Regions from separate parts of the Homo sapiens genome. Here all the other regions are linked to region 3. A link is a contact called in ENCODE Hi-C or POLR2A ChIA-PET data. All regions are on one chromosome and are shown on one strand. The core of a region is the stretch at or near the end of the contact, and the rest is flanking DNA. Distances in the headings are between cores, read along the strand shown.

Region 1 (3,698 bases), core at 468-2,967, 1.0 Mb before region 3:
GAGACCAAGTCATATCTTGTCAGCAGGATATCTCGAAGCAAGTTAACCTCTGTTTTCTTTTTACCCCCGGGCTTCAGTGCAGCCCTGTATAGGTATTCTTCTGGAGCAATCATTCTCAAACTCTGGGGGGGCACAGGCATCCCCAGGAGAGCTTGCTTAAGTAGTCTCCTGGGGCCCCAACACCAGAGATTCTGATTCAGTAGTTTGGGGTGAGGCCTTCAAATTTGCATTTCAAAGAAGCTCACACTGGATGCAAATGATGCTGGTGTGAGAACCACTGTTCTAGATTCTTCGCTGCACTCAGCAAACTAAGATAGGCAAATACAGCTCCCGGAACCAGAGAGGCTGACAAATGAATTCCAAAGAGATGCTGAATACTTGGCGATAAGAACTGCTGCTTTGAGATAAAGATGCTCCTCCTTTGTAGAACACAGTATTTTTTGGTTGGAAAGCAATCTGATGAGCAGACTAATGCGAACATTCACAGGATATTCTGGGAGATACCATGCCTTTAATCAAAATAATCAGATTCAATGACAGAATTTCAGAACCAAGGACCATTAGACATTGTGGGGTCTTTCGGGGGAAGCTTTCCTGTATCTCTAAATCATACTATGTAAGTAGAAAGCTTGCTGACTGCTTTTTTGTTAATACGATTTCTTCTAGCTTCCGTAGCCAACTTTTTTTTTTTTTTTTCTGGCTAGGGTTTTCATTATTTTATGTGATTAAGGACACTTTTCTGCCCCAAGTATTGTAATCCTCTCGGCCGGCTCTGTCCAAAAGAACTGTCTTCGATGATAGAAACGTTCTACATATGTACTTTGCCACATAGCAGCCACTAGCCATACATGGTTATGGCACACCTGAAATGTGGCTGGTGCCACTGAGGAATTAAGTTAATATTTAAAATTTAAATCCCAATACTGGACAGCACGGCTAAACCTTTCCTAACCCTTCACGTTTCTTATGAAGATTATATAGCAGGATATTACAAGCACTAAAAAAGAACTATCTTAAATCTGAAGCAAGATGATTTCCCTAACTAGTACGTTTGTTTGGTAAAAGAGGACGTGCTATTTTTTACAGTTAAATCTAATTCGTAAGTTGTAGAACGTTTTCTTAACAAGGTATCCCTCTCCCAAATTCCGGGAGAGGCTGGCTGCCTTTCCTTTTGCTCCAGCGGTTTATTTGGCATAAAATCTGCAGGCTTACAGGAGCTGACACCAGGGCAGAAAAGAATGAGGAATTTGTTTCCAAGTTGGTCACAGGCCGCTAATCTGACCTAGATGATGTTTAAAATAATATTCAAATACAGCACTTTAAAAAACTATGAAGGCTGAGAAGAAAACGAGAAATGGGAAGCAAGAAGGAAGGCGGAGCGTGCCGGCGACTTCTCAGGGGACTTCCTCAGGGAGTCCCATTCCAGTAACCCCGCGCTACCCACGGACCACCGCCTCTCTCTTGTCGGAAGACGCAAGCCCAAGGGGCGGCTCACCTCGTGCCGCGCGCAGGGACCACGGCCGCCGGGTGGTCCCCTGGCCCCGCCCCCTCCCACCTGGGCACCCCGAGCCCCGCCCCCCGAGCGCCCCGCCCCGCCCCGCCGCCGACTTCGCGCCGCGCTCGGGCGCCGAGTCTGCGCGCTGACGTCCGACGCTCCAGGTACTTTCCCCACGGCCGACAGGGCTTGGCGTGGGGGCGGGGCGCGGCGCGCAGCGCGCATGCGCCGCAGCGCCAGCGCTCTCCCCGGATCGTGCGGGGCCTGAGCCTCTCCGCCGGCGCAGGCTCTGCTCGCGCCAGCTCGCTCCCGCAGCCATGCCCACCACCATCGAGCGGGAGTTCGAAGAGTTGGATACTCAGCGTCGCTGGCAGCCGCTGTACTTGGTGAGTCGCGGACCCACGCGGCAGTCGCCGACCTCCTCCGAGACCCGGACTCGTGCCCTGTCCGCAGGGTCCCTCCCGCCTCCCCCGCCTCTCGCCTCTAGCCTCTCGCTCGGGGCGGAAGTGGCGGCGCGGTCCGCGTCAGGGGCGCGCCTGCGCTGACCGCTCTCTTGCTCCTTTTGGTTTAAAAAAAAAAAAAAAAAAAGCATACTTGAGCTGAGCAGCTCATGGTTAGCGCAAGCGCAGTTAGTTCTGGAGGGCGGTGCCACAGCGGCTTCTTGGGGAGCGCGTGGATGCGCCACCAGCGTTGCGCGGCCCGGGTCTGGGGGTCCTTGGGAAAGCCGTGGGGGCGCTCGGGCGCGCGCCCCCGGGCCGCAGCTTCGCCGTAGCTCCCACGCCGCTGTGCTTGGTTCTTGCTCGCGGACAGCTCTTTCTCTGGCCGGGTGTTTTGTGGCCGGGTGGGCAGCTGGCGTCCCCGGGAGCGGTGAGGGCGGGGGCGGGCGAGCCGGGCCGCGGCGTCCGGGTCCAGCTGGCGCCCGCGCAGGACCTGTGGGAGCAGGCCGCTCTGGGCGCCGGGCCGGCCGCCGCAGCCCTCTGCGAGGCGAAGCTCGCTCTCCTGGCGGAGCCGCGGTGGTTGGGGGTGGCTCGTGGCCTCTGGCGAGGGCAGCGCTCTCGGGACCCTCCGTCTTCATTTTCCCCCGTGGCCCAGCAGCGCCCAGCGTGGGTTCGGCCCCCATAGAACCTTCCCGGAACGAAAGAGGCTTTGCTTGTGTTCGTCCAGTGATAGCGTGTCATTCTCTTTATAGTTTTCCTTACTGAGGTATACTTTCCCTACAGTGAAACGCAGCTTTCATGTGTGCTCCCAGACGGGTGTCACAAATGAATCCCCTCTTGCAAGCCCCCTCAAATCAAAATAGCCTTTCCTTGCCCTGAGAAAGTGCCCTCATCCCCTCCCCGGGGGCACGGTGTTCCGATGCCTATCGCCCTAATCGTGCCTGTTCAGCTCACATAGATGCAATATGTAGTATAAACACCTGTGATTCGCTTTTTTTATGTCAACTAGACTACCTTTTAATTCAAACAAAACTTTATCTCTTTTAAAATGATGTAACTGCTTTCCCCTTCGTTTAATCCTTGTCGTATTATTCCCAAGATTGAATTTGGTGACGGTTAAGTTAATGCTGCTTCTGATGTTTGGTTCTCTCTGTGTAAAGTAAAAGACGGGCTTTCCTGTAAATGGATGATCCTGGGTTTTTCCCCTTTCCATTTAATTAGATGGCAGTGAAAAATGTGTTCAGAAAGTAACGTTTTCTTCTTGAACACATTAGTGGGAAGTATAAATATTCTGATTCCCATGATACAGAGTATGTTAGAATAGGGATCTAAGTTTTAAAGAATGCTGGTAAGGACTCTTCCAATTATAGACAATCTGAAACGCAAATTCTGGTAGGAATCTTCATGTGAGAGAGCCTGCCAGCTGCATCTTCTCCAGTTACATTTGTTTTAGCAGAGGCTGCTGTCTCTCTAAGGGATAGGTTATATATCGAAATAGATTTGAAAAGAGAAAAGTGAATATAACTTAATTCAGCTTAACATTTTGGTTTAAGAAATTTAATTTTCTTTGGTATCATTAATATCCTTGAAAATTCAATGAGAATTGTGATTCCTCTTTCCAGAAAAATGAACTTAACTCGCATCCACTGGAGATTTCACATGCATTTTCAAAAAGATAAGGAAATCCTTCTATAGATTCTTACCGAGGAATCCTGTAGTTTCCTTGGTTGGTCAATGCTCATATTATTTTTTCCTAGTTGAAAACA
Region 2 (3,821 bases), core at 892-3,391, 1.1 Mb before region 3:
GAGACCCTGTCTTAAATAAATATACAGGAGCATATGCATCAGTTATATGTAAATACTACACCAATCTATGTAAGGAACTTGAGCATCCAGAGGATTCTGGCATCCTGGGGCAAGGGCAGGTCCTGGAACCAATCCCATGGATAACCTGAGGGAACGACCATACTTCCAAATGGCTCTCTGACATCTACCTTACCCCCGAATGCAATACAAAATACAAAACCAAACTTGTTACCTTTCCTCCATTCATTCCCGCCGTTATCTTTAGTCTTCACCCAAATCCATCCCTATTAACTGGCAATACAAGCCTGACACCTAGGACCATCCTGATCCCTCCTGCTCTCTCACCAAATTCTAATGCTTCTAACGTCAAATACACTTCTGGAGCTGAGACCCACTTCTATATTCCTAATGCCCGTTGCCCATCACTTTTTATTCTGAACTATCACACGAGTCTCCCAACTAGCCTCCCCAAGTCTAGCCTTGTAATTACTAAGTTATTCATTCATATACAGACATGTAAACTATTAAAATTTATAGAAAACTCTTCAACAGTTGTCCCTATTTAGAAGGGCCTAATCCAAAGAAAACTCAGAAATTATGCAAAGGTCATTCATGCAACATTCATTATCAAACACAAACCATGAAGAACCCTCTACTTGGCACCAAGAATGCAAAGATAAATAAGGCAGCTCCCCTCAGGGAGCTGACAATCCCTGTCAACTACGATAGTGTTAAGTGCTTCAACAGAGCTTTGCTAAGGGTGCAAAGGTAACAAAACCCACGGGAAGATTCCTCAAGATGTAACCTAATACCTAGTCTCTTCTCCAGAAAAGATTACACTTGTAAACCATTCATGGACATAACACATTCCTAAAGGAAATTTCCTTTAATTTCTCACATTATTGCATTACCCACCCCTCCTCCATCATCTCAAGTGAAGACAATATTTTTCTTCTATCCTATTTGAACTGAGTGGCTATATTTGCAATTTCTCTTGCTATTTCCTTAAAGTAGTGACCTCAAATTTCACATCTGGACTCACTAATTACATTCCTAGGTACATAAAAGATTACTGACTATAGTCATTAATCGTAGGTCTATGTATACAATTAAACACATTTAAAAGCACACGCCGTGGAACCCAAAGCCGAGTCAAACTTCCCCAAAACTCATCATTTACTCTTGGCACTTTAAGATATACTTTAAAACTAGGTAGGCATTTGGTATATTATTGTTCAAGGCTTGCCGTTTTTGCCTAGAAAACTGAAATTTGGAGAAAAAGTTGATTTTGGAGCAGTAAAAACGCCAGTCGAATGACCTCAAAATAGTAAGAGCAAATGGAAATATGGTCATATAAACAGCTGTTCTCCAAACGACTGACTTGAAGAGGTCCTCATGTTTTACTAAACAAACTCTGAAAGTAACAGCAAAGTAAAAGTAGAGTGTATTAACATTCGTCTCATTTCACGTTCTGTTGATAATGAAATCATAGGCAAGGAATGTAGGTAAACTATTAGGAATAAATGAACGCAACCTAGCAGAAACCAAATCAAGTGAGTAAACGGAAGACAAGGGCATTAAGTTAAGTTAACAAGGTTACTTCCTGGGTCAGAATTTTAAACAAAAAGGAGGAACAGAACCGCCCATCACAGGGCACATAAAGGAAACATCACCGGTCACTTCACAAGCACACTGCAAGAAACTCCAGAGGGTAGCACGGAGAGGGCCTGTCCCTCAAGAGGTGGAAGTCCCCAGACAAGAGGGGAGGAAAGAAGGACGTGATCCCCTAACAGTCTGTCTCATCACGCCCGGCCAAAGCCCGATGACACAGAGGCGTGCAATTAATCCCAACCAGGCGGAGCTCAGCTCAGAGGCTGCGCCAGGCGCAGAGGCGCGGGAAGCGCGGCAGTCCCCTTGCTCGCGCCCTGAGGCCGCCCCACAGCCTGCGCCCCCACCCGGCCCAACCGTCACTGTCCCGTCGGTCCGGCAGCCGAAACGTAGGCCAAAGGTGCATGCGTCTGCCTCCCGCCTAGGCGCAGGCCGAGGCACCAGCGTCCCCCCTCACCGAGCCCGCGTCCCCGACTTCGGAGGGCAGTGTGCAGCGGGAAAGTCCACGGACTGAAGAGGTGTCCCAGGGCACTGCAAGTGCGCGTGCGCGTGGCCCCCGCACCGGCTGGAGCCCGGAACGGCCGTACCGCGCCCGCCTCTGGTTTACGTCTGTTCGCGGCACCAGGCAAGGGGAGGAGACTGAGCTGGCTTTTGATTGGACAGCGGGAAGACATGGGGCGGGAAGAAGCCCGGTGATTGGTGGGGACAGCGCGTTCCTGGATTTGAAGCGAGGAAGCCGCGCGCCCTGCGAGTCCGGAGGAGGAAATGGAGCTCTGCGCTGCGTGGGACCCGGGGGACGGCTCCCGTTGGCGCCGCCTTCAAGGTCTTGGCGAATTTGAAAATAATGCTTACTTTATTCAGTTTGGGTCTCCAGGGCACCGCCAGTCACTCTATGCGCAAAGAAGTATCCCCCGCCAACAAATCCCCCCCGATAGGTTTCGTCCTTCCGTGGGCAGATGCAGACCTTTCCTGTTGGTAGGCGCTGAAAGGCGTCAGGTTTCACCTTCAATCAGCTAATTCCTCGGGATCCAAGTTTCATGACATTTCGCCACATCTAGTCGCCTCTTTGTGACAGAGTAGGCTTTGTCTCGATTGCTTCCTACTTTTCTCCATCCTTCTTAGGCCACAAAACCCATCACCGCCATCTGCTCGGCACAGGCCCTTAACTACTTCACTGAGACCATGCCTTTCACTCAAAATGTATCTCAGTCTTTTTCAGTAAGGTCCCTTATCTCAAAATTTATTCCATATAGTCACAGAGGGAAAAGAGTCCCTCTTTTCCAAAGCTAACTCCTTAACTTCGTTCAAGTTACTGAAAGATGTCCGGCGCACCTTGGAGGAAAGAAGAGGGAAAACGCAAAGTTTAGAAGTCCCTAGACCTGAGGTTACTTGGTGGGGAAAGACGTCTGTTTACTTGACCACTTTCTACCTCCTGCAAACATGGCTCACCTGTCATTCTTGGATATCCTCTCCACTGGTTTCCTTCTCTCTGCCTACAAAAATGCAGCACCTCTCTACCCAAACACACACACCACACACCCATACACCACACACACCACTCACACCACAAACCACACACACCCACATATGCACCACACACACGTGTGTGACACGTATACACACATCCATACACAACACACACCCACATACACATCACCCACACACCACACACACCCTCCACACACAAACACCACTCAAACCACACACCCACACACACCCCTTCCTTGATTCTGTTTCATCACCTAATGACCATTCTTGTTTCCTTCCCTTAATGGTCTCCACTTTTTTTTCCATAGAGGAAGCCAGGCTTCCACTTTTTACACCTTATTTTGACGCATTTCATGGTGTCTAGCTGGGTCCTTAAAACTTTATCAGGAATAGACTCCTAATTGTCAAACTCAGTGATATCTCCACAGTTCGACACCTCTTCTTGGAACCCTGCAGCCTTGGTATTTGCAAAGAGTAATTACCTTTATTCTACCTTTGTCCACACTCAGTGAGCAAAGATAAATGCAGAAAATCTCAAGATTTTCTGAATCCCAAAAAAGTAAGCCAAATGCTCAGCCCTAGAGCTGACCTCTCTTAACCTCTTTTTCTACAAAGCGGTCACACATTGGAGGTGAACTGCTTAAATGTGTCTACAGGTTCCGGACTGTCACTCACACCAGATCCTTGTTAATAAATGTCCTTCCTCCATAAATATCCTCAAGTCA
Region 3 (3,594 bases), core at 1,010-3,509:
ATATGAGGGTCACTCCTCATCTGCACGCACCTGTTACACTTTTTTTTTCCTTACTCATTTACACTGGGAAACATGTTATAATAGTGAATAGTTGGTTATGAATCTTTCAAAGAACTTGGAAGGGCCCCTATAATTATTTTCTGAAACAATGGAATTCTCTTATGGAAAAATCTTCCAGTGAAGGAAAGGGTAAGTTAAAAAAAACTTGAATTAACTTAGGTTAGCATGCTTGCCAAGGCAAAAGCAAGTTGCTTTTCTCCATGTTTCGAGGCTATGAGAAAGCGGTGGATACATGCTTTACTTTTCAGCCAGAAAATACGCACTGCCATTCCTGAGAAGATGGCAGGCAGCACAGCTGGGCTCTAGCCTTAAAGACTCAAGCTTTCTCCTTCCTTCCAGTCCTACCTCTTTACTTCTCAGATTTCCAGCTGGCTGGATGTATACATAAATGACTTGCATGGCTAAGTAAAACATTCCAGCTTATATTTTCAAGGATTTCCAAGAGTTCTTGCTTTTGGACAAATTAATAAATGCAAATTAGAACTTAAAACGCAGTTCTAATTTTATTTCTATTTTTGGTTGTTAAAATCAAAACAAAACCTACACACACACAGTCCTAGGGTTTTCTCAAACGAAATCAACAGTTCTTTGGCAATGTTAAGAGTGTGTAACATGACTGCCATGCTAATTAGCATAATTTATAAGACTTCTAATAGTGTTGAAACAGGAAAATAACTATAAACTTGTTAGAGAAGTTCGTTTGAAAGACACTGTCAAATGTCACACTAAGTCTTTTTAAAAACTCAATTTAGTAAGTAGAAAATATAAATGAACAAATTTAATTTTTCCAGATAATAAAGGAAGTTATTCGGCATTTTTCCCAGTTACGCAAAGACAATTATCACGTGAAAAATTTATAGAATGTAAGCAGTAAGAGAGTATTATGCAAAAATATCCTAAGGTAATTTCAGTATAAATTATAGGACCACATTTATTAATAATATACGTTATGAGAACAATCATTTGCAGTCTCACTGTGAAGGCAAAAAAAAAAAAAACAAAAACCAAAACCCAAAGGATAAACAGAAATAGCACAGTCCACCGAATACACTGCATGGTGTTTATAACTGTATAACCAAACTAAGTAATCTTTCCCCTCTCTTTAACTTTTATGCACCACCTGCCATTCTAGATACTATCAATCACACTAAATAATAATAAAAACCAACCACCTTCAATCTGATCATTCTGGGCAGGAAACTGAATACAGTTTTGACCAGATCTTCGAGAAAGATTCATATACACGAAATTAACTAGTTCTGTTAAAAGGCTGCTATAAAAATACCATCATTACGAGCTATACAGAACTTTAGAATCCAGCTAAGAGTGCAGAAATACTGAATTTCTTAATTTATGTGGAGGGGGCTGTAAACCCAAAGGTAGAAGGGCATTTCAGCATTCTGGCGTGTTCAGAGTTTCTAGGGTATAGTATCTCTCTAACACACAGAGAGCATTTCAAAGGGTGGCTATGGCCAGGAAACCTCAGAGCGGGTTCTGCCGTCACACTTGATCCCGAAGGCGGGCCAGTCTCTGAGACAGTTCATCCTGCTCCGCCGAAGCCACGCTCGTGCCCACGGAGCCGGTCTGGCCCTGCGGCAGCTCCATGTTGAGGTCGAGGCCCGCCTCATCTGCCATTTCCTGGAGCAGCATATCCACTTGGTTCTGGGGAGTGGTGAGCGTCGTCGTGCTGCTCATCGTGTCTTCCATTTGCTGCGTCTGGACGTCCAGAGTCTCAAACTGGTGCTCGAATTTGTCCATCAAAGCAGAAATCTTCTCCAGATTCATGGTCTTCAATGTCGCATCCATCGACTTAACCACACCAGCCATCGACTTGGTCACCTTGCCCATCGTCACCGCCGTCTGGACCCTGGCAGCCACTGCATCGACTCGCGCACTCATTCTCAAGAAATTCACCGCCTGGTTCTTCTGGCGGATGGCATTTTCGGCGTGTATCCTCGCAACTTCCATGTTGCCCTTCTGAATGGCCTTTTTAATTTTGGCCTTTTCGGCCTTTTCCTCCTTATCGCATTTTTTGGCACTCCTACTCAGTTCTTTGGCCGCGAACTTCAGGTTGAACAGGTGTTTCTCCATGTTAGACATAGTCGGACGGCTCCTTTGGGTCGGCGGCCCGGCTGAGAAGCGCGCCGAAGGCAGAGAAGGTAAGGTAAGTCCGCTCCCGGCCGCCGCTCCTTTGTTTTGGTCCCACTTCCTGTTTCTACTGTGAGCGGCGCAGGTGGTGACGTCAGAGCCCAGCGCCAAAGGCGGAGCCTGCGGGACGGAAGGCGCCGGGGTGGGGCCTGTGGGACGTAAGACGCCAGGGGCTGCGCATGCAGGGGGATTCTGGCTGGACGCTCCGGCGCTGCGGCGGGGAACGCTCGCTTCCTGCGCTGCGTTCTACCCGGTTTTTAAAATTCTAACGCATTAGTCAATTCACAAAAATTAGTGCCCCCACGCACTTTCCTAGTAATAAATCTACCGAAGTAGACAGGATCTGTGGAGACCCGCGTGTAAAATTACCCACGCTCCAAACTTGGCAGGCTTTATAAAGGGTGACTGGCTAGCGGGCTAAAAACCAGCCAAACATCAGCTAGGTCTTCGCACTAACGCTTGCTTTATTAGCATGGGTAATTTCCACTTTCTCAGGGGAACTGGAAACCATGGATACATTAAAAACAAAAACATTAAAACACATTAAAAACAAACGGGTCATTGACGCGTCTCCATCTTTGACTACAATTTGTGCTAGAGTTCTGTAATATCCTTTTATTGCATTGAGTGAAAATAATCTTCAAAACTGTGGCACCACCAAATTTATACTTTGTCTGGAAGTTCAGCTTCTAGGTGAGTTGCCAGCAATTATCCAAAAATCGTCCCGTGGTTTAGTAATAAAAAGACCCATCTTTTGCTGACACCATTCTGTCTTTTTGATGTTTTATAAATATCCAAGGAACTTCACTCACATTTAAGTTTGACAGGCTAAACTGTCATTTTAAATTATGCAGGCAGAGTATGTTGAGATATCAGGACCCACACCCACGGGCATACATCAAAACTGTCACTATGTATTACGCCCTTTAAAAATGCTGGCTTTCAAATGGCAGCAATGTGTGCTGTCACTTTTCTCTTTAGAAAGATTCCTCCGATACAGCAATAACAATGTGAGAAGACCAAATCTGCCCTAATGAGGTAGGCTGAAAATGAACTCTGAGAGCGAATTCTGTTTAGAGATCATTTTAATCTAGCAGCCTGCCACCTCGCTTAGCTTCCTGTGATAGCTTGCCAGTCAGTTTCACAACACAAGACCTTCTGAAGACATAGCTCTGATGTTTTCACTCTCTTGCTCCAAACCCCGGGCATGGAGGCTAAACCTGCTGTGCAGCATGCTGGCTCGTCTTTCGCGCCCCTCCACCTCCGCCAGTCAAAGCAAACCGCAGCATGGAATTTGAGCATTATTTGCGTCATTCGGCCAGCGGGGAGAATGTGACTGACGCCCGGTCCTGTGGCTATGCTGTTCCTGTTGCCTGGATTTTAGTG

The links. Hi-C counts contacts between places; a loop is a spot of excess contacts on that map. ChIA-PET counts read pairs that join two places held with the same protein, here RNA polymerase II (POLR2A). Pooled maps may share reads with other maps.
Region 1: a loop to region 3 is called in a map of B cell, with 23 times the contacts of the local background. The contact joins the promoter of PTPN2 here to the promoter of CHMP1B in region 3. A Hi-C loop is called at or near these places in 3 of 168 maps with a recorded cell type or tissue (B cell, dorsolateral prefrontal cortex and naive thymus-derived CD4-positive, alpha-beta T cell), 1 of 37 single-sample maps with no recorded cell type and 16 of 50 pooled maps. POLR2A ChIA-PET finds 5 or more read pairs at or near these places in 1 of 52 experiments (AG04449).
Region 2: a map of CD8-positive, alpha-beta T cell shows a loop between it and region 3 (22-fold over the local background). The contact joins the promoter of CEP192 here to the promoter of CHMP1B in region 3. A Hi-C loop is called at or near these places in 3 of 168 maps with a recorded cell type or tissue (CD4-positive, alpha-beta memory T cell, CD8-positive, alpha-beta T cell and naive thymus-derived CD4-positive, alpha-beta T cell) and 10 of 50 pooled maps. POLR2A ChIA-PET finds 5 or more read pairs at or near these places in 1 of 52 experiments (CD4-positive, alpha-beta T cell).

Annotation. Positions count from the first base shown.
Region 1 is chr18:12,882,256-12,885,953 of GRCh38, reverse strand. It overlaps PTPN2 (protein tyrosine phosphatase non-receptor type 2), which reads left to right and starts at 1,717. Exons shown (of 9, transcript NM_002828.4): 1 at 1,717-1,881. The coding sequence starts at 1,813. RefSeq lists silencers at 96-145, 1,505-1,794, 2,175-2,514.
Region 2 is chr18:12,989,682-12,993,502 of GRCh38, reverse strand. CEP192 (centrosomal protein 192) reads right to left here and starts at 2,141. Exons shown (of 45, transcript NM_032142.4): 1 at 2,066-2,141. RefSeq lists a silencer at 1,880-1,959 and enhancers at 2,440-2,819, 3,210-3,821.
Region 3 is chr18:11,850,078-11,853,671 of GRCh38, reverse strand. CHMP1B (charged multivesicular body protein 1B) reads right to left here and starts at 2,259. Exons shown (of 1, transcript NM_020412.5): 1 at 1-2,259. The coding sequence starts at 2,160. The coding sequence ends at 1,561. All of the region lies in intron 5 of GNAL (G protein subunit alpha L), which reads right to left. RefSeq lists a silencer at 1,548-1,842 and enhancers at 1,849-1,898, 2,167-2,406.